3 separate regions of the Mus musculus genome follow, and regions 2 and 3 are each linked to region 1. A link is a loop called in an ENCODE intact Hi-C map of the cell type or tissue named here. Cell type or tissue: heart. All regions are shown on one strand. Region 1 holds the start of Zfp384 (zinc finger protein 384). Region 2 holds the start of Mir141 (microRNA 141). Region 3 holds the start of P3h3 (prolyl 3-hydroxylase 3).

Evidence for each region. Peaks named below come from ENCODE experiments on the same cell type or tissue, not always from the same donor. Only the 100,000 strongest peaks of a DNase experiment are listed, where the experiment ranks them.
Region 2: it touches region 1 in a loop (2.1-fold over the local background); 6 of 42 quality-filtered maps call a loop at or near these places.
Region 3: it touches region 1 in a loop (2.4-fold over the local background); 4 of 42 quality-filtered maps call a loop at or near these places.

Annotation. Positions count from the first base shown.
Region 1 is chr6:125,004,995-125,012,994 of GRCm38, forward strand. Zfp384 (zinc finger protein 384) reads left to right here and starts at 4,244. Exons shown (of 12, transcript NM_001372420.1): 1 at 4,244-4,505; 2 at 5,387-5,446. 4930557K07Rik (RIKEN cDNA 4930557K07 gene) reads right to left here. Exons shown (of 4, transcript NR_130997.1): 4 at 5,182-5,400. In heart, no CTCF peak of the experiment used is centred here; DNase peaks (open chromatin) are centred at 3,907 and 4,677; H3K4me3 peaks cover 2,665 bases; H3K27ac peaks cover 2,460 bases.
Region 2 is chr6:124,713,103-124,721,102 of GRCm38, forward strand. It overlaps Phb2 (prohibitin 2), which reads left to right. Exons shown (of 10, transcript NM_007531.2): 3 at 1-39; 4 at 882-1,066; 5 at 1,728-1,857; 6 at 1,958-2,061; 7 at 2,480-2,557; 8 at 2,852-2,928; 9 at 3,323-3,328; 10 at 3,504-3,843. The coding sequence ends at 3,531. Ptpn6 (protein tyrosine phosphatase, non-receptor type 6) reads right to left here. Exons shown (of 16, transcript NM_013545.3): 15 at 7,978-8,000; 16 at 7,605-7,806. Mir141 (microRNA 141) reads right to left here and starts at 4,883; the gene lies at 4,812-4,883. Mir200c (microRNA 200c) reads right to left here and starts at 5,288; the gene lies at 5,220-5,288. It also overlaps LOC115490496. In heart, a CTCF peak has its summit at 3,908 (motif pointing right); DNase peaks (open chromatin) are centred at 1,136, 5,750 and 6,774; H3K4me3 peaks cover 2,659 bases; H3K27ac peaks cover 2,841 bases.
Region 3 is chr6:124,853,208-124,861,207 of GRCm38, forward strand. It overlaps P3h3 (prolyl 3-hydroxylase 3), which reads right to left and starts at 4,510. Exons shown (of 15, transcript NM_013534.5): 1 at 3,989-4,510; 2 at 2,737-2,889; 3 at 1,874-2,069; 4 at 1,641-1,772; 5 at 1,104-1,240. The coding sequence starts at 4,480. Gpr162 (G protein-coupled receptor 162) reads right to left here. Exons shown (of 5, transcript NM_013533.4): 2 at 7,612-8,000; 3 at 6,816-7,005; 4 at 6,285-6,442; 5 at 5,237-6,013. The coding sequence ends at 5,462. It overlaps Gm32404 (a long non-coding RNA gene), which reads left to right and starts at 4,600. Exons shown (of 3, transcript XR_378023.2): 1 at 4,600-4,713; 2 at 4,800-6,029; 3 at 6,211-7,563. In heart, a CTCF peak has its summit at 3,928 (motif pointing left); DNase peaks (open chromatin) are centred at 3,924, 4,444, 5,534, 6,714 and 2 weaker places; H3K4me3 peaks cover 3,113 bases; H3K27ac peaks cover 3,295 bases; H3K27me3 peaks cover 2,276 bases.

The DNA of each region.
Region 1 (8,000 bases):
CCAACAGTGACTCGGGGCTTCGGGTCTTCAGGCGATAGAGTTATAGAGGAGAAAAAGAACAAGGACCAAGCGGCTCTTCTGAGAACTGGAAGTTTCTTGGAGGCCACAAGTCACAAGCCCAGTTTGAGGGAGGCATCTCCCATCACCAAGCTCCCTCTGTTGAGGGAGTACATCAAATGACTCAGCCAAGGTTCTCCTAGGCACGTTTCTGGAATGCTTACCATTGCAGCAGACCAGAGCAGGGGATGGGGAAGCCCCCAGGAGGAGGGATCTCCTAGTAGGGCTCAGGGTGTGGAAATGATTCAAGATGGAAATTGTGCCAGCTGGAGAACCCCAGGCTAAAATTAACAGCCCTCCTCCCCACCCCACTGTGTCCCACATTTACTGCTCTAAAGCTTTGTTCCAGGGACTTAAAAGTGGCTTCTTAGAGCAAAAGGCAGGAGGAGGGCTGCCAGAGGCGCGGGGCTCAGAGAGTGCTTGAAGAATGTACAGAGGCGGCAGAGCTGGAGAACCAGGACTTTTGGGAACTACTGTTTTGCCTCCATATTTCTTTTCTCTCCCTCCCTTCTTCCTGCCTTTTCTTTTACCTTCTCTTCCTTCTCTTTTGAAGGCAGAGTCTCTGTATATAACCGAGGCTGGCCTGCCCGTAACTTAGAATACTGCCCCAGCCTCTTGAATGCTGGTATTACAGTTACATGATGGCTTATCAGGCTGAAGTCCTTACAACTGAAGTCCTTATCCTGCTAATTTGCCACTGAAATCAGCACAGAGTGCTGAGCTCGAAACTGTAATAAGAAGGAAGAGATACTTGGCATGGTAGCTTATGCCGATAATTCCAGTGTCTGGGTGACAGAGACAGGAGGATGAGGAATTCCAGGCCATCTTAGCGATGTGCTAAGTTTGGGTCAGTCTGGACTAAAAATATGAAAACAAAACAGTTCTGGGAGACGGGTGAGCTTGTAAAATGCTCTCCATGAAAGTGTGAGGATCTGGGCCTGGTTCCCAGCACCCACGTACAAATACTGGTCATGATGGTTCACACCTGTTAATTCCAGCCTTGGGGAGGCTGGAAGGATCTCGGGGCTTGATGGCTAGATGATGTGGTTGAATTGGTGAGCTTTATGTTCAGTTTGAGACCCCCATCTCAACAGAAAAAAAAAAATGATCACAGGAATTAAGGAAGACATTTAATAATGGCTTAGACACACACACACACACACACACACACACACACACACACACACACACACACACAAATAAAAGGTATGGAGATTTATGTTTATAATCCAGCACCAAGGAAAGCCACTGAGGCAGCAGCATTAGAAATTCAAAGTTATCCTAGCAAGTTTGTGACCAGGCTGGGCTACAAGAGTAGACAAGGCTATCTGGTCAACCTGATCTACATAGTGAGTTCCAGGTTAGCCAGAGCTACATAGTGAGACCCTATCCTAAAGAAACAAAGATATAAAGCTAACTTTTGCGATTCCTGGCTGTGACTTTGGGGGAAGAAGTCACTTGAACTGACAGTCCCACTTTAATTATCTGTAGAATAAGATCATAGCTCTTTGTTAGAGTAATTTTGCTTTCTCACTATGGGAACCCATTTGCATGAGCTGAGACAGACCTGTGGCTACATATACTTACTAAATAAATACATAAATAAACAAACATTATTTTAAATACTAAAGATTCTTTCCAGATTTGGTACCGAGATGGATTTCTGGTAACCATGTCTTTTAATCACTGGCTACTTGAAGCAGAGGAAGCTGGCACATGAGTGCCACCAGGCACCTGCAGAACAAAGGAAATTACTAACAGTCACAGTCTTAAGAGAGGTAGGGGGTCTCAGAGCCTAGCAGATTAGTGAAGGTAGCAGATAGGATGTAAAGAAGGCATTTTTGAGCTGGGTGGTTGTGGCTCATGCCTTTAATCCCAGCACTTGGGAGGCAGATTTCTGAGTTCGAGGCTACCCTGGTCTACAGAGTGAGTTCCAGGACAGCCAGGGCTACACAGAGAAACTCTGTCTTGAAAAACCAAAACCAAATAATAATAATAATAAATTTTTTTAAATTAAAAAAAAGAAGGCATTTATGAAGTTAGTCCCATTGCCCCATCCTACCTTGGGGCTGTTACATGCTAGCAGTTTAGCAGCTTAGGGAAGGCCCGAGATAGAAGGAAGCTGAGCTCTACAGGGTCAGCATCTGTGACTTTACACATATATTATTTCAGTATGTGAATCAGATTCCTGACAATCTTTTTTTTTTTTTTAAATCTATGAGCTTTCTGTTTATTGTAAACGGGATTAAATAAAGTCAGTCATGGGTCAAGAGGAAGAACAAGAGACCAGTTGACAGGGAGTGAAGGTAGGAAAGGGAGATAAGGTAGACAGATAGAGACACATAGGAAGTCCTGACAATCTTAGTAGGGATTCAGATATATAAATTAATTAAAGTTAACAGTAAAAGCAATAGACTAAGAGATCTCAAAAATCCTACTACTTAGGAGGTGGAGGAAAGTGGATCAAGGGTTCAAGGCCAGTTTTAAATACACCAAAGTAAGCTCCGGTCTCGAAGACAGAGACATAGCTGGGTCACGGGAGGCAGAGGCAGACAGATGGGTCTCTGAGTTCAAGGGCAGCTTGGTCTGCAGGGAGAGTTTCAGGATAGCCAAGGCTACACACACACAAAAAAAACCCTGTCTCAAAAACAAACAAACAAACGACAAAAACACAGTAAATGCTATGAAAAATTAAAAAAACCCTTTGGGTTGCAGCAATCAGGGAGTTTCCTGCAATAGTTTATAATGTTCATTTACGTATCAAACGTTTACTGGAATGCTTAACAAATTCTGGGATCTGGTGATACCATCGGGAGCAATTCAAAGTCCTTGCCCTTATGGAGCTGGGCAACAACACCAGGTGAGCTGTAAACAACAGCAGGTACGCTGAATGTTGTACTTAGAATTAAAACCCGGTAAGAAGATAAGAGATGTGGGTGTTGGCAAAAAGAAAAGACCAAAGTGAAAAGAGTAACGGAGTGGTCAGAGGAAGACCGATTGAACTTTGATAGCACCGATCCCGAAACCTCAAACAACTATGGGCCTTCTTACCTTTCTTGAATATTCAAAGAAATTAGTTTCCCCCACTCTAGCTCAGCAAAAAGACATTCGGGAAGATCCAAGAAAAAAGGGTAACGTCCTACAACAACCTAGTCCATTAAGAAATGAGCTGTGACTCCCGTCTTTTTAAGATTCCGCATGGTCGGACTGGAGAGATGGCTCAGTGGTTAAGAGCATCGACTGCTCTGCCAGAGGTCCTGAGTTCAATTCCCAGCGATCATGGCTCACAACCATCTGTAATGGGATCCAATGCCCTCTCCTAGTGTGTCTGAAGACAGCTTCAGTGTACTCAAATAAATAAAAAAATAAATAAATCTTTGCCGGGCGTGGTGGCGCACGCCTTTAACCCCAGGCAGAGGCAGGGGGATTTTTGAGTTCGAGGCCAGCCTGGTCTACAAAGTGAGTTCCAGGCCAGCCAGGGCTATACAGAGAAACCCTGTCTCGAAAAATAAATCAAAAAGGATTCCGCATGGTGAAGAGTTGGCTCAGCTGGCCGCTCCTCCAGAGGACCGGAGGTTCGGTTCCCAGATCGCACACAGTGAAGCTGGAAGCAGGTAGCGGTAACTCCTGTACACACACGGCATGCATAGGCACAGATAAACGCACATAAAAGTAAAGCAAATCTAGAAAAAGAGGGGCGATCTAAACTGTCTTTAGTGTCTTGATGCATAATTCATGAACCCGTCTAGCTTCCATCCTCCCACTTCCCCAGAGGTCTCTTCCGGAAGCCCGGGAACGCTCTCCTGATGCTCAGCTTCAGCCCTTTAACACACGCTGCCTTCACGTCCGGTTTGGGCGTCACATCCACCGAGCGCTCCACCGGTCCCCGGGTAAGGAGCTACTTCCGCCCTTACGTGTCGTAACTTCTGCCCTCAAGATGTCCGAGCCCTAACAGCACCGGATGTGCTCGAGCGGCTCTCGGAAGTGACTCGGACTCTGACCTGTTTCCCCCCCCTTTCCTTTCCTGCTGCCGCCCTCCCCCCGCTACTTTCCTCCCCCCCCCCGTTTTCGTTTCCGGCTCTCCCGCCTTCTCCGAGAAACGACTGCACATTGAAGCTGTTGGGGGGGGTGGGGGGGGAGTGGGCGTGGAGGACTCGGGGTTCCCGGGAGCACGAGCCGCAGCACCACTTCCGGGTGAGTGTCCAGGAGGGCGGGGGCCCCCCCACACCTCGCCTCGCGCCCCCGCCCTGCGGGTGTCTCGCGCGCCGCCCGGCCGAGCGTCGGGGTCCGTCTGGCGCCTGCGGTGCATGCCGGCGAGCCCCGCCTCGCGGTTCCGAGCCCGCGCCCCGCGGGTCCTCCCGCTCCCTCGGCTCCTTCCTTCCCCGGTGACCGCCGCCCCTCCCGCGCGCTGGCTCTGGCGCTGGCGTCGCCGCCGCCGCCGCCGCCTGGTGAGTGTCGCGCCGCTGCAGTCGGTGCGCGCCGCTGCCCCTCGCTCCTCCCCCCCCCCCTTTACCTCGGGCGAGTGGGGAGGGGGGGGTCCACGATGGGACTGTGAGTGCGACTGTCCCGGAACCGGAAGTGGCGGCGGTGGAGGAGCGGGCGCTGAGGAGGAATGGGGGGGGTTTAGGGGGCGGGTGCCTGTCTAGTGGGTGGCAGAGTTCAGCTCCCTGGAGGGGTGAAGGAGGGACGTCCCAGAGACCGGTCTTTGAGGAAGGAGTGGGACTTGACATCGGGAGGAAGGACCGGGTTCGGTGTCTCGGGGGAGCGAAGGTTTTAGGGGGACAGCTGGGAGCCTCCAGTATATAGACCACTGAAGGTTGAAGGAAGTACTTCTTGGCACAAGGCCTTGGGTAGGAAGGGGGCGAAGTCCTAGCTGAAGTGTGTGTGTTGGGGGGTTGGGGGGGCGAGGCTAGAGGAAGTGGCTGGGCCCGAACTTGGCACTGTGCCTGACACAGGGCTAGGGCATCCCCCCTACCCTCAGCTTTGCTTTCTAAAGCCACTTCCCAGGAGCAGGGACCTTCCTTCACCTCTGACTCCTGGTTCCCTGTAGCCCTGGGGGGAACGAAGAATTAAGTGTCTGAGCCCAGGAGTGGAACCCAAATGCTGCTAATAGAATTCATCTTAGTTTTGGGGAACTGGCTTTATTTCCCTTATGTACACTTAGTGGGTGTCACTCAACGCCTGTGACTCTAGCCCTTCCATCCTTGGATTGTTGGTTGGGGAAGCTGTCCGCTTTCCAAATTGCTGACAGTCAACTTGTGAGGCTCTCCACAGTTCTCTGGTGGCCTTTACATACTGGCCTCTGTAACCTAGACAATTTTGTTTCCAGAAAGTTCAGGAGCCCTGGAAAGGAGAAGGAATAAGACGACAGGAGGAAGAGAGAGAGAGGGTAAGACAATCTTGGTTTAATGATTTGGGGAGAGATGGGGTCATCTCAAATGGTTTTTCTTTTTTTTTTTTCCTTTACAGTGTGATAGAATTATTGAAGTAACCAACACCAGCGCTTGCAGAGAGAGAGATAAAAGCCTTTTCTTATTGTTTCCCATAGTACCCAGGAGGTTTTTGTGTAAAAAATTGGTAGTTTCTTTGTTACCCTTTCATGGCCACTGGTACTCAACAGGAATAAAATGTGAAATACTCAGGTGAAGCCACTAAATGGGCTTACATTTTGTCAGAGATGTATTCTGCTGTGGAGACACAGGGACTCTGATTACAGTATAGTCTTTATGGTGTCACTTAGAGAAACAACAAAGGCAAGTTTGGAGTTTCCCATTCTTGGTGTTCAGTGGAGTGTTTGAGTGACTCTGTTGAGTGATGAAGACTCTAACATGAGACAATTTGAGTTTGATGTGTCAGGTAATATTTTTCAGAGAACACTGCTTCTTGGATAGTTTGAAATAAAAGAGATAAAATTATATGCTTTCTGCTCTAGTAAATCTGGGAGAAATCAAAGTGATACCTGATGCTAATACTGAAACCTTTCTATTTTTTTCGGGGGAGGGAAACAAAAAATTTTGTTATGAAGCCCAAGCTAGTGTGGAACTCACTAAGTAAACCAGTTTGGCCTCGGCCTCGAGGCCATCTCTTCTCCCTGTGCAAGCTAAGTGTTTGGACTACAGGCATCGCCACTGTGAATGGCGATGAAAGGTTCTTTAGTTGAAAAAAATAGCTGTTAAACACAACAGTTAGGGGCACTGGTTGCTCTTCCAGAGGTCCTGAGTTCAAGCTCAGCACCCCCCATGGCAGCTAACAACTGTCTGTAACTGTAGTCCCATGGGATCGATGCCCTCCTCTGTTATACAGATGAGACACCCACTGCTTAAATCCATAAATAAATCTTTAAAAACAGCAGCACTGGAGGGCTGGAGAGGCAGTCGGGTTGGTAAAGTGCTTGTCATGTGAACATGAGGACCCAGGTTTGCTGCCCAGAATACAGGCAGGAAAGCAGAGCATGGTGGACCCAGCGCTGGTAAGGCAGAGACAGCTAGATGGATCCCTGGTGCTTACGAGCTAGCTATCCAGCTTACCATAATTGGGGAGGCCTAGGTTAGTGAAAGACCCAATGTGTAAAAATAAACCGGAGAGCACCTGAGGAATGACTCCTGAGGTTGTCTTCTGACTTCTATGTTCACTTTCTAAACACAAAAGACAAGATAGCAGGTAATGTAAACTGAGCCTCCCCGAGTTCTCAGGCCGTGACCTCTCACCTTTGAGTGGTTGGAAACGCCTTAAGTGGCAGCATAGGACGGAAGAGTGCAGGAGTGCTCACCCTACTGTCATCATCTCCTCGCTGCCAGTAACTCCTCTGGAAAACAAATCTTTGTACTTTTAAAATTTGGTTTTTATTTAATTTGTTTATGTTTTGGGGAGGTGGTCAGAGGACAAGTTTGAGGGAGTTGTGGATTCTGGGGCCCAAACTCAAGTCATTAGGCCTGGTGGCAAGTGGCTTTTTCTGCTGAGCCATCTAGGCAGCTGTCTTTTTTTACTTTACTTTTTAAGATAGGACACCATGTTGCCACAGATGACCTTGAACTTGTGATCCTCCTGCCTCCGTCCGAATGCTGGAGGTAGCAGCTTTACCTCACCCAGGTTAAGTGGTGTTGGGAATCAATCCCAGAGGCTTATGCTGGACAAGTGCTCTATCTACCAGCTGAGCCGCATCACCAGACGGAGCCTGGGGACTGGGAAGAAAAGTGATCATTTCATTATGACTTACTCTTCTCCTTTCTGTGGAGCTAGCCTTCCCTTCTTACTAACTAGTCGTGGCCTGATGGAGGAGCAAAGTTGAAGCTCATTTTGAATCTGAACTCTTTCCTCTTACTCCTTCTCTGGAGCTATAAGAGAAGTCTTCTACTTGTTCCCAAGTCCTAGAGCAGAGCCGGTTCTCTGGTTCTTTTCCTTCCTTTCTTTTTGTTTTGTTTGTTTGTTTGAGACATAGCCTCACGTAGCCCAGGTTGGTTTTTACATATGGAAGGTGTGGCAGTGGAAAGAAGAAATAAGTGTGTGGGTGCTTCTGCCATGGTACAAGGAGAGTGGTCAGATGTCAGCTGCTGGAAACCCTGTGGGTTCTGAGCATCAAAGTTAGGTCATTGTGTCTGGTGACAATCACTTTTGTCCGCTGAGCCATACTGACAGCTCTAGTCTTCCTGCCCCAGCTTCCTAAGTGCTGGGTTTGCAAGCATGTGCCCTCACACCTGGCCCTTTTTATTTTTGTAGTATGTGTGGTTGTTTGTCAGCATGTATACCTGTGTACCACTGGCATGCCTAGCGGCTATGGAGGACAGAAGAGAGCATTGACTTTCCTGAACCTGAAGTTACAGGTGGTTGTGGCTGCTGTTTGGATGCTGGAAATTGAACCCTGGAGAGAGTGGTGGGTGCTGTGAGTGCTTGTCATACTGAGCCCTCTTTCAGGCCATCGCTCCTGCTCCTTGTTTACGTCTTTA
Region 2 (8,000 bases), 290 kb before region 1:
CCAGACCTCGAAAAATCTCCTCCCCCACAGGCTCCAAAGGTAAACGTGGGCAACTGGGAGCCTCAGGGCACGTGGGGAAACAAATGTAAAATGAGCCTGGCCAGGCTGCCAGAATTGGTTGTGTTTCTGAGGTCTTGGTTTCTACGTCTGCAAAAGAGCCATGCCTCACGGTTCAAAAAACGGTGCATTCCAGTACTTGGCATGCATGCACGTTTTAACGTTACCTTCTGCCTAGCATAAAAGGGATAAGAGTTGCCTTTCTTCCTGGCTGCCTAGGTCCAAGTCTGTTTTTAAGGCCTTTTTTTTTTTCTGTTGATTTGTTGATTACATCCACAGTACACCTTGCTCTGGAGAAAGTGCCCCCACTCTTCACTAGCTGTTGCCCTGTAGACCATAGTTAGAAGGCCTGCCTTTGAGATTCCCCAAGCCTGGGCCTCATTCCCATGTACACACCGAGGCAAGTAGCCCACAGAAGTGTGCTTCTCTGTTGCTGTTTGTGGTGTGTGTGGTTTATGCGTTTGCTAAGCCATAGGCCTTGGAAATAAAACACAGTTCTGGTTCTCAAGGCCCTAATGGCAAGGGGGAAACCCAAGATTATGCTGCTTGGTGGAATCCACTTTGGAGGAGGAGTAGCAATTTATTAAAAAAAAAAAAAAATAGCTGTACTGGTGGAAGGTCCATAGAAAAGATTCCACAGTAAACAAGGGTCTGCCTCGCCCATCCATGTTGTTCACATGCTCTGTGTTGACATGACTATCTTCCTGCTGGAGTGCTAGGCTGTACAGTAACACTAGGCATGGTGGGAAGCACTCCTAGGAGAAAGCGCTGGAAAAGGGGGAATTTGGCCTTACCCGGCGGCCACTGCTGACCTCTTCCCTCAGACCTGCAGATGGTGAACATCTCCCTGCGTGTGCTGTCCCGACCCAATGCCCAGGAGCTCCCCAGCATGTACCAGCGTCTAGGGCTGGACTATGAGGAGCGAGTGCTGCCGTCCATTGTTAATGAGGTGCTCAAGAGTGTGGTGGCCAAGTTCAATGCCTCGCAGCTGATCACCCAGCGGGCTCAGGTCTGACTCCTATCACTGTCTGCACGGCGGCAGCCTGTGTCTCTCCTTGGTCAGGGTTACTGGGTACTGAAAGAAGGTATTTCGGGATGGGGTGGGACGGATCTGTAGTTCAGTTGATATGTACTTGCCTAACATGCACAAGCCCTGGTTTTATTCTCAAGCATTGCTTAAACCAGGTGTGGCACATGCCTGTAATCCTAGCACTCGAGGTAGAGGCAAGGGGATCAGGGGTTTAAGGTTATCCTTAGCTGCATGGACTGTGGGAAAGCTGTGCTGTGACTGTGGGAAATGAGGAGAAAAACGGTAGAACCTGACACCAGTCGACCCTAAGAAGGAAGCATAGTACAGAAAGTGGCAGTATTGCCTTACATCTCCACAGAAGGTCTTCCTCCGTTAACTGGAAACTAAAGAGATGCATAAACTGAAAAGAAGAGATTAGGTCTCAGTGTGATGTGGGGCAGTCTGGTGATGCCACGGCTGTCACAGGAAGAAATGGAACCAAGTTTTTTCTAGTGAATGTTTGAGGACTTAAGTGGTGGGTTTGCTGCCCATATTCAGGAGCTCCGGTGTTCAGATGGTTACAGCAATGCCACCACCTTCCTTCCAGTTCTCTGATCCCCTCAAACCAAGCCTCCCTTCCCCTCCCGACCCATGCCCCCAGGTGTCCCTGTTGATCCGAAGAGAGCTGACAGAGCGCGCCAAGGACTTCAGCCTCATCCTGGATGATGTAGCTATCACAGAGCTGAGCTTCAGCCGAGAGTACACAGCTGCTGTAGAAGCCAAGCAAGTGGGTAAGTCCATGGAGGCAGGCACTGGTCGGGGGGCTTCTGGAGGTGGGAGGAGGGGGGCTACATGTTCTTGGGCTTCTTACACCTCACACTTAATCCACAGCCCAGCAGGAAGCCCAGCGGGCCCAGTTTTTGGTGGAGAAAGCGAAGCAGGAACAGCGACAGAAGATTGTGCAGGCTGAGGGGGAGGCGGAGGCTGCCAAGATGATATCCTTGTGTTGCACAGAGCGTGGCCTCATCCCGGGGTCAGCCTGTTTCCCATCTTCCACCATGGGCCGGTTGATGAGACCAAGGCGAATGCGACTTGGCCTACTGACTCTTTCTTGGCTTGGGAATGGGGGTTGGGGGGGGGGGGACAACTGGTGAGATCTGAAATCTTGGTGGGGGTACCTAAGGCCTGACTCCCTGCTGTAAGGCCAGATCAATAGCACTACTGGCCTTGCCCTCATGTCAGCTGCCACACAGTACTGGCAGCATCCTGTAGGGAGGCCCACAGGGGGTAGCCAACATGTGAGTAGCCATGTGAGCGCAACCTTGAATCTGACAGCCCAGGGGATTCGAGGGCAGAGGGAGCTTGCCACCAATGTAACCTGGCCCAGAAGAACCCTTAACCCTGTCTGCTCACCTTGGAGAAGCACTGAGCAAGAATCCTGGCTATATCAAGCTCCGAAAGATCCGGGCCGCCCAGAACATCTCTAAAACGGTGAGTGGAAGGCTTCACCATCCAAGGGCTGCTACACAGTCACACAGTGGCATTAGAACTGGCTTGAGTTTCTACTTAAACAATGTCTTTGGGCACCCTTCCTCCTGCAGAGTGACCGACCCCACAGTGCTCCCCGGGTTTTGTTTATGGCTGTTACAGAGCTATGACACTAAGCCTTCTTGCATCGGGTCTTTGTACTAGAGCAGGAGCCTGTTCTGTTACTGTGTCTTCCACTGGGTGGCCATTGAATCAAAGACTTGAAGCCTGTTAACACGTCTGTTCCATGTCCTGTAGATCGCCACATCACAGAACCGAATCTATCTCACAGCTGACAACCTTGTGCTGAATCTACAGGATGAAAGTTTTACTCGGTAAGAGATCCCACTGTCCAGAGAGCAAAGCACCCGTCCACTACCCTGGATCCTGGACTATCTAGTTACCAGGGCCGTGGACAGTTTCTCTGAACACCAGTCAGAAAAGTGGGTGTCAGTCTGGTTGGCAGTTCCTATCTTGCATCTTCTAGGACTGACTTTATAAAGCAAAGCAGGATGTCTTATGGGAAAGGCACTTTATAAATATCTAAATGAGAAGTGACGACTGGTAGCAATTTCACGTGAGACCCACGTTGCTGGGACCGCACAGATAGTGGCAAAGAGCCGTCCTCACTGGGGAGTGCGGGTCTGGAGCAGCTGAGCCTGTAGCTGACTAACGATTTATTTCTCTTTTCACATATTTCCTGCTCACTTCATGGCATGCTGGTTGCAGGGGAAGGTAAGTGGCTGCCTCCTTGCTATGGGGTCCTGGGGGCCATCTGCTTCCTGGACCTGCCCCTACACCCCCTTTCTCCCCATTGTCAGGCCTTTATTTAGGAAGAAGCTGTGGTTTGGGGTGTTGTGCACCTCACACTTACATCCCCGATAATAGGAATGTTCCCTTTGTTCTCCAGTGACAGCCTCATTAAGGGTAAGAAATGAGTGTGGACATCAAGAACCCCACCACCAGAGAAGTTGGCACACTTGTCCAGCTTGGAGGAGCCAGCTCGGGGGTCAAGCACAGCCCACCCTGCCCCAGGCATCATGTGATGGACTTTTCTGTATCTGCCCTCTTGGATTAAGGAAGACTGAGACCAGCCCTTTCAGAGGCTTTCCTCCTTCCTGTGTTGGCTGGGAAGCGGGGTGGGACAATGTGATTTCTCCGTGATTTCCTACAGCCTTGAGCCTCTCCCAGAGTGGGGGAGATAACCACCATGCCAGGAATTCTCAATAAAATTTTTATTACTTAAAGCCAAAAATTTTGTGTCTGAGTGTGTACGTAGATTGCGCGAAGACATTGATCACACTGGGACTCGGCCAGCAGAGGGCACAAGCAGTCTGGCCTGTAGCATTCGGACTGCCGCCGGGTCCTCAACAGGACCTAAGCTGGGAGCAGCCGATCTCAGGCCCAACTACACCTTCACCCCACCCGCAGGTCTACCAAATGAACCCACAGACTTAATGACATCTTTTTAAAAGCTGAAGCAGCTGAGGCTTTGCTGAGCCAAACTAAAAACGTGATGACCCCAGGGGGAGCTGCTTCCTTGGTAACCAGCTCCTGGTTAGCTCCGGGAGATGGCGTGTTCCTCCCAAGGGTTTCCGTGTTCCTAAGTCCCGGTGTGCTGTTACTTAGTCACCAGGTACGATGAGCTATTTGCACTGAAGTTTCTCCCTGTGGAGGAGGCCTTCCCACCCCCACAGCCCGGGAGCCCAACTGAACCTATTTTCCACAGACTACCTTTCTTACGAAGACCGAGTCTCCAGTACTGGGGAAATCAAGCCATTGCTCACGGACTTCGCTAGAACCGTTGCCTTGGTTTTTTCCTTCTGGGCAGACAAGAATACAATAGAGGAAGGGTGAGCCTGACTGGGCGAGAGGGTGCAGCAGAGCTTCAGCTCCTTGGGTTCTTAGAGGAAGTAGGTCTCTCCTGAAGCCTAAGACAGACCACCGAATGGACCGGAATCGTATCCCACGTTCCCCATGGACATTCAGGTTCCCAGGGTGAAAAGACAACGGAAGCCAGCGTCTTGGGACCAAATGTGTTTCCAAATCTTGCTGCTGTTCTGAAGGCAGCCATTTTGTCTCTTTCCCATTGTTCCCCTTTGCCAAGTGATACACACACACACACACCCATCCAGAAGGTTAAAGGTCAGAGGCTGTTGGCCTGGAGGCCTAGGTGGTCTTCAAGGCTCCAAGGTCACTGCTGAAGGAACTGACCCGGGGGCCATCTTTACCAGACAGTGTTAGGAGCTTCATACTTCAACCATCCAACACTGCACTGGAAGATGGACCCAGAGCCAGCCAATATAAATTGATCTACCGCTGATCAAGCGCTAGAGGGAAGCCGCTGCTGGCTGGCTGACTGTGGCCTCTTGTGTGCGCGTAGACAATCCCAAGGCCAAGGTCTGCTTCTAGTAGGTTCTGGATCTACCAGATGACAAATCACACTGGATTGGAGGAGGGGCTGGGGCCATTGTGTTCTTCCAGTGGGCAACCAGCCAACCCGAGAGCCACCCTTAACTCGGAAGAAGGGGCTTCCAGGTTATGTGTGGGAGGAATGGGTTGCTGCCAGATAAAAGTGCCTAAAGCGATGGACGCGCAATGGACGCCGATGACACTGGGACAGGGGCCTCCATCATTACCCGGCAGTATTAGAGACTCCCAACCAGCACCCAAACACTGCTGGGTAAGACGAGGGCCCCTACCCAACCAGTCCACCTTCAAGATCAGCCCTGGCTAAGCCCAAGCCCCTCAAGAGAAGCGGCAGATCTCCTGCTCCCATCCCCCACCTCCGCGTCATTTGGGACACTTCCGGGAGAGCCTGGCTGCTCCCCACCAGGCCTACCCTGACTTGCCCATCACTGAGGCCAAAACCAGCTTTCTGTAGCCTCTACTATCCACCTGCGAGCCAGTCCCCCCCCCCCCATTCCACGGCCTGTCCCTGCCCTCCAACACACCCATTTACTGCGTTCTACCGTCGCTAGCGCAGCCCCAGGACCCCCCTGATCGGTGGCCTTTACCTGGCACCAGACCCGCCTGACCCCTAGAGTGGTGCAGAAGAAAGAAAGGTGTACCAACGGCCCGGATTCAGCCGCCTAGAGCCGACTTGGCCTCCACTCTCGCTCTTCCTCCTTCACCTGCCGGGCAGCACAGGCGCCTCACCTGGGCCCCGCCCGCCTCTGCCCTGCGCACAGGTGTGTCCTCCTGCCATAGGCTGCCCCCCTCTCCGCCTTAACCCCTTCCCTCCCAGCACCAGCCCTGGGCACCTCCTCTTGAGGCCTGGCCACCCCGCCAGGCCTCCCGCCCTTTCTGGCCGCCTTTCTTCTTCTACCTTGTACTTTCCCTGTTTCTAAAGGAATAAAGAAAGAGGCCATCTTTGGATCCCCTTCCAGCGGCTCCTTCCTCCCAAGCTAAAACACCCTCTTCTCTGAGGCCTCTCCAACCCTGCTCTCAGCCAGAGTCAGAGGACCAGCCCTGAGGTCAGTGTGGGGTCAGCTAGGCAGGCATTGGTCTGTGTCCCTGTCCAGGGCTCAGACAGGGCCGGGCAACAACCCCTTGAGAACTGGGAAGGGAGGAAGCCCCAACAGACCTGTGGATCGCCAAGCATTGCGCCGGATCTTTGGTTTTACCCTGAGATGGCAGTGTCTGCCTGGGCCCAAAGGCCTCCCTTCCCGAAACTCCTAGCCCTACTGCAGCTAAACCAGGAGAGACGGTCCTTGCAACCCACCTCTGATCTGCAGAGCCCTTTTCTCAGTTGGCCCTCAAAGAATTAGTCCGGGGCAGTTAAAGGACTAGATCCTGTCTTTCTTCTGTGTGGTTCTGTGTTGCTGGGAGAGGGGCCCTGCAGGCACACAGGTGATGGCCCCACCCACGCACCCCCTGGAGGGCCATAGCTCCAGGGAGCTATCATGTTCCTCAGTCCCAAAGCTGTCCCTTTCTTCCTCCTCTTTGTTCTCTATACTTTTCCCTTGTAATTTGTGTGTGTGTGTGTGTGTGTGTGTGTGTGTGTGTGTGTGTGTGTGTGGACTAATTCTGGCCTGGTCTCCCAGACAGCTCCCAGAGTCCTAGTAAGATAAGCTTATCACCCTCAACTGCTCTCAGCATATGACCCTTAACACACTGGGCGTTATAACTAACGGGCTAATCAATGTGCTACCCTTGGCCTTTCCCATGGTGGGAGCCAACTCTTCCCAGGGTATGGCTGGCACACGCAACTCCACCAGGAGACTCAAGCTCTATATAAAGAACCCAGCCCTAGAGGGACAAAATAATAAAATGGTCTTTGGTGTTCAGGAAGATCAAAGTCTCAGAGCCCCGGTGGGCTCTTCCTGTGTGTTTTGGGAACTGCAGACTAGATCTGTCTCTCCTAAAAATCTGCCTGATTGGATCTAACCACCAACATCCAGTTGCGAAGTGACTGGGGTGGACCCTGCTGAGTCTGCCAAGTACTGAGGACTTGGACACTGAAGGCCAGTAGTCTTGTAACCTTGATCAAGTTGGTTTTCTGTGCCTCGGTTTTCTCCACTGTGAAATATCCAGACTAACAGGTGGGGGTTGCAGCTCACTGAGAGAGCTATTCACTGCCTGCTGCCTAGCGTGTGAGAGGTCCTGGGCTTTGTCCCCCAGTACCACAAAAGAATAAAACAAAAACTACAGTGCCTAGAGTTAATTCTACAGCCTCTTTAACTAGTGCCTGGGTCTGTTGCCAGTGTGTACTGTGGCAGTGGCATTGTTCCGGGCAGCCAGGGAAGGCAGGTGAGCCCACATCACCCTCTGTGTAGGCTGGAGCACTTGCCTACGATATAGGAGGCCCTCGGTTCCATCCCCAGCATGAATGAGAGAGAGAACACAGAGCAATCTAAGCCCTAGGGCTGTTATGGGCATCTAGCCGTGTGAAGCCATATCATAGCTGGGGGAGGGGAGACTACACACAACCAGGTCTATCTGACCCCAGCCACACATGGCATCCCAGCCCGTCCTGCCCAGAGTCCCTGGATACAAGGGGCACAGACTTGGAGGCAATACACAGTGGTCCAGGGAATTTATTTACAAGAATAGAAGGGCCCGGCTCTCCCTGGGGACTTGCCGGGCTATATACAGATTCAGATGACCACAGTCACTTAAATTACAAGAAGATGGGGGTGGTCCTAGGGTCTGGTGAGGGCCACAGGTCTCAGTCTATCGGGTGGAAGCCTCTGCAGGGATCAAGGCTGATGCTGCAAATAAAAGAGAGGAAGTGGATCAAAGGTTGTCTGGGAAGGGGATACAAGAGCTAGGGACACCCTAGCAGGGTAGCGTGAGACTGTGACCGTGCCATGCACGCACGTCTGAACTGAAGTTGGGGAAATGGGGGCAGGGAGAGAAAGAACACACAGAAGGGGCCGCACCATGGCCACCTGCAGACGAATGC
Region 3 (8,000 bases), 150 kb before region 1:
GCAGCCCTGGCTTGTATGAGACATTCACATGCTCTTGAGAGCCCTCACCAACTCCAATGCTGCGTTGGTTCAATCTTCAGTGTCTGGGCTCAAGTAAGAGAGTACCCAGGAGACTCTGTAAGTGTGAGCATGCGTGAGTGCATGAGTGTGTGTGTGTGAGTGTGTGTACATTAGGTAAACATAAGATTAAGGGAAGAGAATACTTCTGGGGATAGACTCCCAAGTAAATACAACCTAATATGTGGAGGCAGGGAGCTAAGGCAGAGAAGTCAGAACCTAGCTTTGGGTACCTCTTCAGTGGCTAAAAAACTTGAGTAAGAAGCTAGAATGAGCTGAGTGTGGTCTTCTACATTTTATAGCCCAGCACTTGGGAGGCAGAGGCAGGCAGATCACTGTTAATTCCAGGCCAGCCTGGTGTATACAGTAAGTTCAAGGCCAGCCAGAGCTGTACACTGAGATCCTGTCTAAAAATAAATAAATAAGTGCACAGACAAACAGGTAGATAGATGATATTTCAGTAATTAAGAGCACTTGTTTATCTTGAAGAGGACCCAGGTTCAGTTCTCGGCACCTACTTGGTGATTCACAACCATCCTAACTCCATCCCAGGAATTTCCATTCCATTCCATACCACACTCTTTTGTTGTTGCTGCTGATGTTGTTTTAGGATAAGATCTCTCTACGTAGCCCTGGCTGTCCTAGAACTCACTCTGTAGACAAGGCTGGCCTTGAACTCAGAGACTTGTCTGTCTCCAGCTTCTGAACTGCTGGGATTAAAGGAGTGTACCACCACATTGGCCCCATGCCCTCTTCTGACCTTTGAGAGCACATATATAGAGCACATACATGCAAGCAAATAAAATGAAACAAATAATAATAATAATAATAGATGGATGGATAGATAGATAGATAGATAGATAGATAGATGGATAGGTAGATAGATAGATAGATAGATAGATAGATAGATAGATAGATAGATAGATAGATGGATGGATAAAATGAAGTAAACAAGCCAAATAAAGTATAGCATCTAGGCCACCCACTCTTGGATGTTTGCCTTGTTCCAAGCCCTACCTATCTGTGAGTGTGGGGGGAGGGGTTACCTCTCGTGGTCCCAGGTCAGGTCTTGGCTCTCCCAACTGAGTTTGGTACTGGTTCAGAGCCTTTTTGGCAGCCTCATCCTCTGGGTAGAAGAGCAGGACACTCAGGACATTTTCCATGGCCTGAGACATGTTCCCCACTGCACTTGGAGGAAGGGGAGAAGGGGTCAGAAACAAACAAGACAGAATAAAGGTCACCTGGGAAGACTGCCAACTCCAGGAAGTCCCAGCCCCACTTTGGGCTGTGCCCAACCAGCGATTCTTTCAAACCTACCTTCAATGGCAGAGTTCAAAGAAGAGGAATCAGAGAGAAAATGAGAGGGAAGGGAGAAGCAACCAGAGCTGAAGGAGCCAGTAAGCCATCTCCTGAGCTTCGCACAATGGTGCCAAAGGACACCATCCTGAAGCTGAGGTCCCCAGAGGTCCTGACAGTGAAATTAGCAATGCAGAGTCGGAGGGACAGGAGAGATAGATAAATGCGGCTGGGAATGGCATCAGAGACAAATCTTGACTCCCAGGCTCCATCCTTCCCATGCTGACCCTGAGCATACGCCTCGTGCAGCCGTCTCAGCTGGCTGAGGAGGAAGTCCTGGACAGGGAAGCTGCGACCAGGACGGGTGGCCGTGTCTGCCACACAGTGCTGCCTGCACTGCAGAACCCGTATCCAGTGTCCTGCAGAGAACCCAGATGAGCCTTAGGCTGTGCGCAGTCCTCCTTCGGTCTTCCTCAGACATCAGAGCTCTCCCACAGCACACGTCCAGCCCCTCCCTCACCTGCAATGGCTTCATACAGGCCTCCCTGGCTCCCTTCTCCCTCTTCTTCAGCCCCTTGGTGCTCCTCAGGCCCCTCACAGGCAGCACGGCAGCTCTCCATGTGGGCCAGGCTCCCCTGCAGGGCCTCCTCTAGTTGGGGTAGAGCCAGTGCTGCCTCCCGTTGCTCCAGAAGCTCCAGGCCAGTGTCATAAGCTGCCTGTGGGGACATGGGACACCTAGTCACCAGAGATTAGTGGTGGTGGGGAGGTACTAAATAAAACTGGGGGTGGGGGGCATGGTGACGGGCTGGAGAGATGACTCAGAGGTTAAGAGCACTGCTGCTCTTCCAGAGGTCCTAAGTTCAATTCCCAGCAACCACATGGTGGCTCACAGCCATCTGTAATGGGATCTGATGCCCTCTTCTGGTGTGTCTGAACACAACTACAGTGTACTCACATACATAAAATAAATATATAATTCTTTAAAAGGGGGGGGGGCATGGTGACATATGCTTTTAACCTGGCACAAAGGAGGCAAAGACAATCGGATCTTATTGACTTGGAAGCCAACCTGGTCTGCATAGTGAGTTCCAGGCCAGCCCAGGTCTACACAGTGAGACTCTGTTTCAAAAAGAAAGTTAGGGAGGTGGAAAAGAAATGAGCTTATTTGGAACATGGAAATCTGTATGGTATTTCATACACCCAGAGGAAGAACAGGTGTGGCCTCAGAATCAGAACGCTAGAACGGCACACTTTAGTGATCACTGAGGAAACTGGGTGCTAGGGAAAGACTCCTCACCCAGCGCCACCGAGGAGCGGTACCCAGATATGCTCAAACTGCACAGGCTGGAGTTGGCAGATTTCAGCCAGCATTGAGGACCTCACCCAGTATAGGGGCGTCACCAGGTCCCGGAAGCTCTGGGGTCGGATTGCAGACATCCTTCTGTACTTAGCCATGTCTTCCCGCATCTGCAGGTGTGTTGGGTTTGCCACAAAGAAGGTGTGTGCTGCAGAAGCTGCCAGGTCCAGCTTCTTCAACTAAGGATCCAAAGAGATGAGATATGAGAGTCCAGAGGGGTGTGCGTGTGCATGTGCGTGCATGGGGTGGTGGTGGTGGTGTGTGTGTGTGTGTGTATGGTGGGTGGGGGTGGGATTTTGGACCTCTGTCCTTCACCAGCCTCCCCCAGAGCCTTATGGCAGCCTAGCCAATCAAAACTGGAAACCACCAGATCCCTCGGGAGCCAGAATGTTGGGCTCCCCAGGACTCTGGTACAGAAAGGAGATATGGAAGCGTCAGAGTGGGTGGGCCTCGGGCTGAAGGCCCCAGGATCTCTGTTTTGGAGACAACGAAATGAGAGGCTCAAGTAGATGGGGGAGGGGCGGGGGAGCGGGGAGACCTTGAATGACGAGAATCTGCAGGCCTCTAGGACCCTGGGCTGAGGTGTGTGAAACTAGAGCCCCTCCCGCCTCCAGCCACGTAGGCATCAGCTACCATTCTGGAAACTGCACACTGTCTACTGCCACAGACCCAGATTCCAGCCTCAGCCGTACTTCCTTCTGCAAACTAGCCCCGCTCCTTCAACCTTTCCGAAGCTCGATTCTTCCCCAAGAGAAAGCTCCTACTCAAACGCCCACTCCTGAACGAACACATGCACTCTCTCTGCCTGTCTCTCTCTCTCTGTCTCTGTCTGTCTGTCTGTCTCTCTCTCTGTCTCTCTCTGTCTGTCTCTGTCTGTCTGTCTGTCTGTCTCTCTCTCTCTCTGTGTGTGTGTGTGTGTGTGTGTGTGTGTGTATGGTTTGGGGCACCTCTCCATCTGCTCTTCGTATCTGAAAGGTTGCATTCATTAGCCTAGACCCGCTAAAATAAAACTGCGGAGCCCTCCCAACATATTCGGTCTACTCCCACTCCTCTTCATTCCAATTTGACACGTTCTCCACGCTCTCTCTTGACCCTCCCTCTGCGGCCATCGCAAGTCCTGGCCACGTTTCAATGGTACCCACACAAGAGTAGAACTCCGTTATCCGCCCTCCAAGGCTCCACCCCCGAGTCCGGGCGGCGAGCATCCCGCCCTCTCCTGGTCAGCTCCCAGTAAGACAGTCAGTAGGCTTGGGGTAGCACCCTGGCCGGCCCCCGCACCTGGTAGTAGGCCCTCTGCAGGTAGTTGTAAGGCTCCCGCCGGCGGAAGGCATCCCGCAGCGCGCTCCCCACGCGGAGCCGCGCCGCGCCCCCCGGGCCCAGCCTCCGCACCGCGCACTGGGTCAGGCACTCGGCGCGGCGGAGCGTGGCGCGCAGGAGCAGCGGTTCCCAGACCCCGGGCCCGGAGACAGGATGTGGGGCTCCGAGGAGCTGGGAGGGGAGCGCGGCGCCCGGCTCGGCCGCGCAGCTCGCCCCGCACTCCTGGCGCGCGCGGCCCAGCGCCGCCCGGCTCCGCAGCGCCTCTCGCAGCAGCGCCACTGCGGGCGCCCAAGCCCCGGCCGAGTAGGCTCGCAGCCCGTCCGCGTAGAGCAAGTCGGGGGCCTGGGGAGGCGACCCCGGTGACAACTGAGCCAGGCCCGGGGGCTCGGGAGGCTCGGGGGACCCCGGGGGAGGCAGCAGCAGCAAAAGCAACAACCGCAGGAGCCGGAGCATGGTGCCAGAGTCGCGGGCCCACCGCCGAAGGGAAATGCGGAGACGGGAGGGAGGGAGGGAGAGGAAGGAGGGGGGGTAGGGGGAGGAGAAGGAAGGAGAGATGGAGAAGAGGAGGGAGAGGAAGAGAGAGGGAATGAGTGATGCCAAAGAAACCTGCTGGATTTAGGCCTGCCCCTGGGAAAACCGAAGTGAGACGGAGTGAGAAATCCGAGGGACACATGGGTCTAGTGTGGGTAAGAAAGGGAAATGGAGAAAGAAGGGTGAAATAGGGCTCCTGGCCTGTGACGTGGGGGTAACTTCGTTTCCGTCCATCCTTGAGTCCTGGAAAAGGATTGTGGACGCCCCTCACACGTTCATCTACCCACGCTCCTGCCAACCCACCATGTGAAGATGGATTTTCGAAACGCTGCCTGGAAGAGGGTGACTCCGTGTTTGGGACACCAATTCTGGCACCAAAACTTTTCTACTCAGAAACTGAGCGCCCAGACGCATTTAGGGGAGATGGGAATTGAGTACTTTTTACTAATTTAAGCAAAGATCCTTCCCATTCAAACTAACACACTCTAGTGTCCCTTGCTCCACCCCAGGATCTTACGCTCCTACGCCCATTTCTCCTATGTCTGTCTGCGTCGTATTGGGCCGTCTCTTTCTATACCTCTTCCCCCTGCCCTTTATCCGGTTTGTCCTCTAGCCACTTTCCCTCGCCCAAGCCACTGACCATTTGCCCCCCCTCCCCGCAAACGCTGAACATCAAGGTTTCCACGGCAACTCAGCCTTTTAATACATTTTGCTAGGGGTGAAGACGGGTGCGTTGGGTATCTGGTCACTTGGATGGGAGAGAGCTGGGGCTCTAGAGCCCGGATGTAGGCCCCCCCCCCCCCATCTCCCTGGAGGCAGCTGCCATAGACTCAGGGCCAGGATGAGGCATACTCACTCGCTCGTGCCTCCCCCCCCCCTCCAGTGAAGCAGGCCTATGCGGCCTCACAGGGTCAACTGGGGGAAGATGGGGTTACCTGGCCCCCAGGGTCTTCCCCAAGCCCTTGAACTCCCTTCGCTCCCGGTCAGGGAACAGCGTCTTCCTGCACTTAACCCCAAAGGAAGTCCAACGGCTCGGCTATCCGGAGACCCAAGGGAGAGCCGTCGAGGTGAAAAACCCAGTGGTCTAGGCCTACGAGGAGAGGGTCCTGGTGACGCAGTTGGAGAAGGCAGAGGTGTCTCATCGATGAAGGTGGTGATCTCCTCCCGGAAAAAACCGGGACCTCGTGGGGGTCCCCCACCCGACCCCAGAACCCCACTTTCTAGAAACTGTCGAAGGCTGGCCAAGCCCCCGCCTTCAGCCTCTTCCTCATCCTCCTCATCCTCCAGCCTGTGTCTCTGTCCCAGGTATTCTGGAGGGCCTCCGAGGGCTCGGCTCTGGGCTGGGAGGATCCGGATATCATCCGATGAGGACCACTTGTGCAGGAAGGAGCCTGGTGCCCGAGGAGTAGAAAAGATGTTGGTCTCATCGTGGGATAATCGTCGGGACAAAGGGACCTGGGAAGAGGAGCAGGTGAGACCTGGAGATGCTGCAGAGACAAAGGTAAAGGTGACAGGAACCAAGGTGGGGACTCTGCAAGATGGCTTCATACTCTTCCTTTTCTCCAACGTGTTTACTCTAGTAGGCAAACCTGGTTCTGAGAGATCTGAGGGAAACTTTCTTCCTCTTGTCTCTCCTTTACCTGACCCCCTAGGGTACCCTGCAGTCCAAAGCCAAAGAGCAGTGGTGCAGGAGACCAGAATGGAGGTGAGTCCTTCTGTCCCATACCTGTAAGTAGTGTACTCTCTCCAGCGGTGGGAAGAGCATGTGCCGCCCAGGCAGCAGCTTCACCTGGGTGGGGTCCCGACTCCCTGACCCTGTGGCCCCGTTAGCATCAAAGCGAATTTTGCACACTCGGCCATCTGTGTAGTCGTCACAGGTGCCATCTAGGAGCGAGAAGGAGCCCAGTGGGTACAGGCAGAGAAGACCTACCCTCTAGAGCCCCATGCCCTTCATAAAGTCCAGGAGGACTCTTTGACTCCCATCAGTCTGTAAGCCCCAATCCCTGTTTGGCATGGACCAAGCTGGCCGGCCGGTGTAGGCTTCCAGAGAGGAGCAGATGCCTAGTGAAAGGCTCATCAAAGGAAACAGGGCTTGGATGGACAAGTCATCAGGCTAGACGGAGCCTGGAGTTGGCTCCAGCTTAGTCCAGCAGGGGGCACCCCAGGGCAGCACGTCTCCTCAAGGAGAAGGGCAGTAGAAAGGACAGAAAATAGAGGTAGCTATCCAGGAAAGAAAAGGCCCCGTCCCTCCTCTGACCGTCATCACCGTCATCCTCGGACATGATCGCCACACACTGCTCCCACACTGTGCGCACATCTGCACGGTAGCGCTCACAGGACCAGATGAAGGAGGGCAGGAGCAGTGTCTGTGCCATGGAGCACCACAGCACTGCCAACACCATCCATGGCGGAGCTGAGTCTGACTTCAAGGAGAAGAAGCTCACCACCTGACGGGGAATAGGCAATGGCTGGTCAGGCTTGAGAGTCCAGGCCCCACCTAAGCCTGATACCCACCTTTAAAGCAAGGGATTAGGAAGGGAGGCGGGTGAGCCTCTGGAAGGGGTTGAATGATGAAAGGGGAGAAGTGCTATAAACAAATCCCTGACGTTGGGCGCTTGAGCGGAGTGGGAGAGATGGGGGTGGGAGGAGAGTGAGACTCCAAGAAAGTCAAAGACAGAGGAACCCAGGAGTCGGGCCTGGATAGTGTGGTCGGGTGAGCCTGGGGTTTCTACTCATTTCCACTCAGGAGTGCTCAGAGAATGATCTCCAGGGAGAAGCAGGGAATAGATAAAGGCTCAGGGCAGCTAGCCGTGTGACAGGTTGAAGAGTGACAGGGCCTGTGGAGCTGAAGAATAGAAGTGGAAGCAAGGAATGGTCAAAGGAGCTGGGGGATTGAGTAGTGGCGGGTGAGGACTGAGACAGGGAACCCCAAATGTCAGGAGACAGACAGACGAGAGGACGGTAGATGCCGGGCTGGAGATGGAGCTTTTGCGTGGCTGGTAGAACTGGAAGGCCCTGTATATTAAAAAAAGGCTGAAGGACCTCAATCTCACCAAAATGGGCACCCCCGTGAGTGAGTCATAGAGAAAGACGATGGCGCTGACCAAGTTGGTGACCTGCAAGGATGTCTTGGCAGATTCAGAGCCATCCAGCGAGGACCGCCGCTTCCCTCGAGTATCCTCCACCACAATGGCTGGCACCTCAAAAGCTGGCCGGGTACCCAACCCCCCCAGCCCCCCTGCTTTGGTGCCCACACTGCCCCCCGCTCTCCGGGCCTGCCGAGCCCTCCGGGGCCGGGCCCACAGTGTCTGATAGAATGTGATAGCCACACAGACCAACCCCATGACAATGCCCCCAAGAAGCAGGAGGCTGAAGCAGACACCAAAACCGAGGCCGATCTTGGAGACTATGAACTGGCAGCCTCGGGCATAGTAGCGCTCCC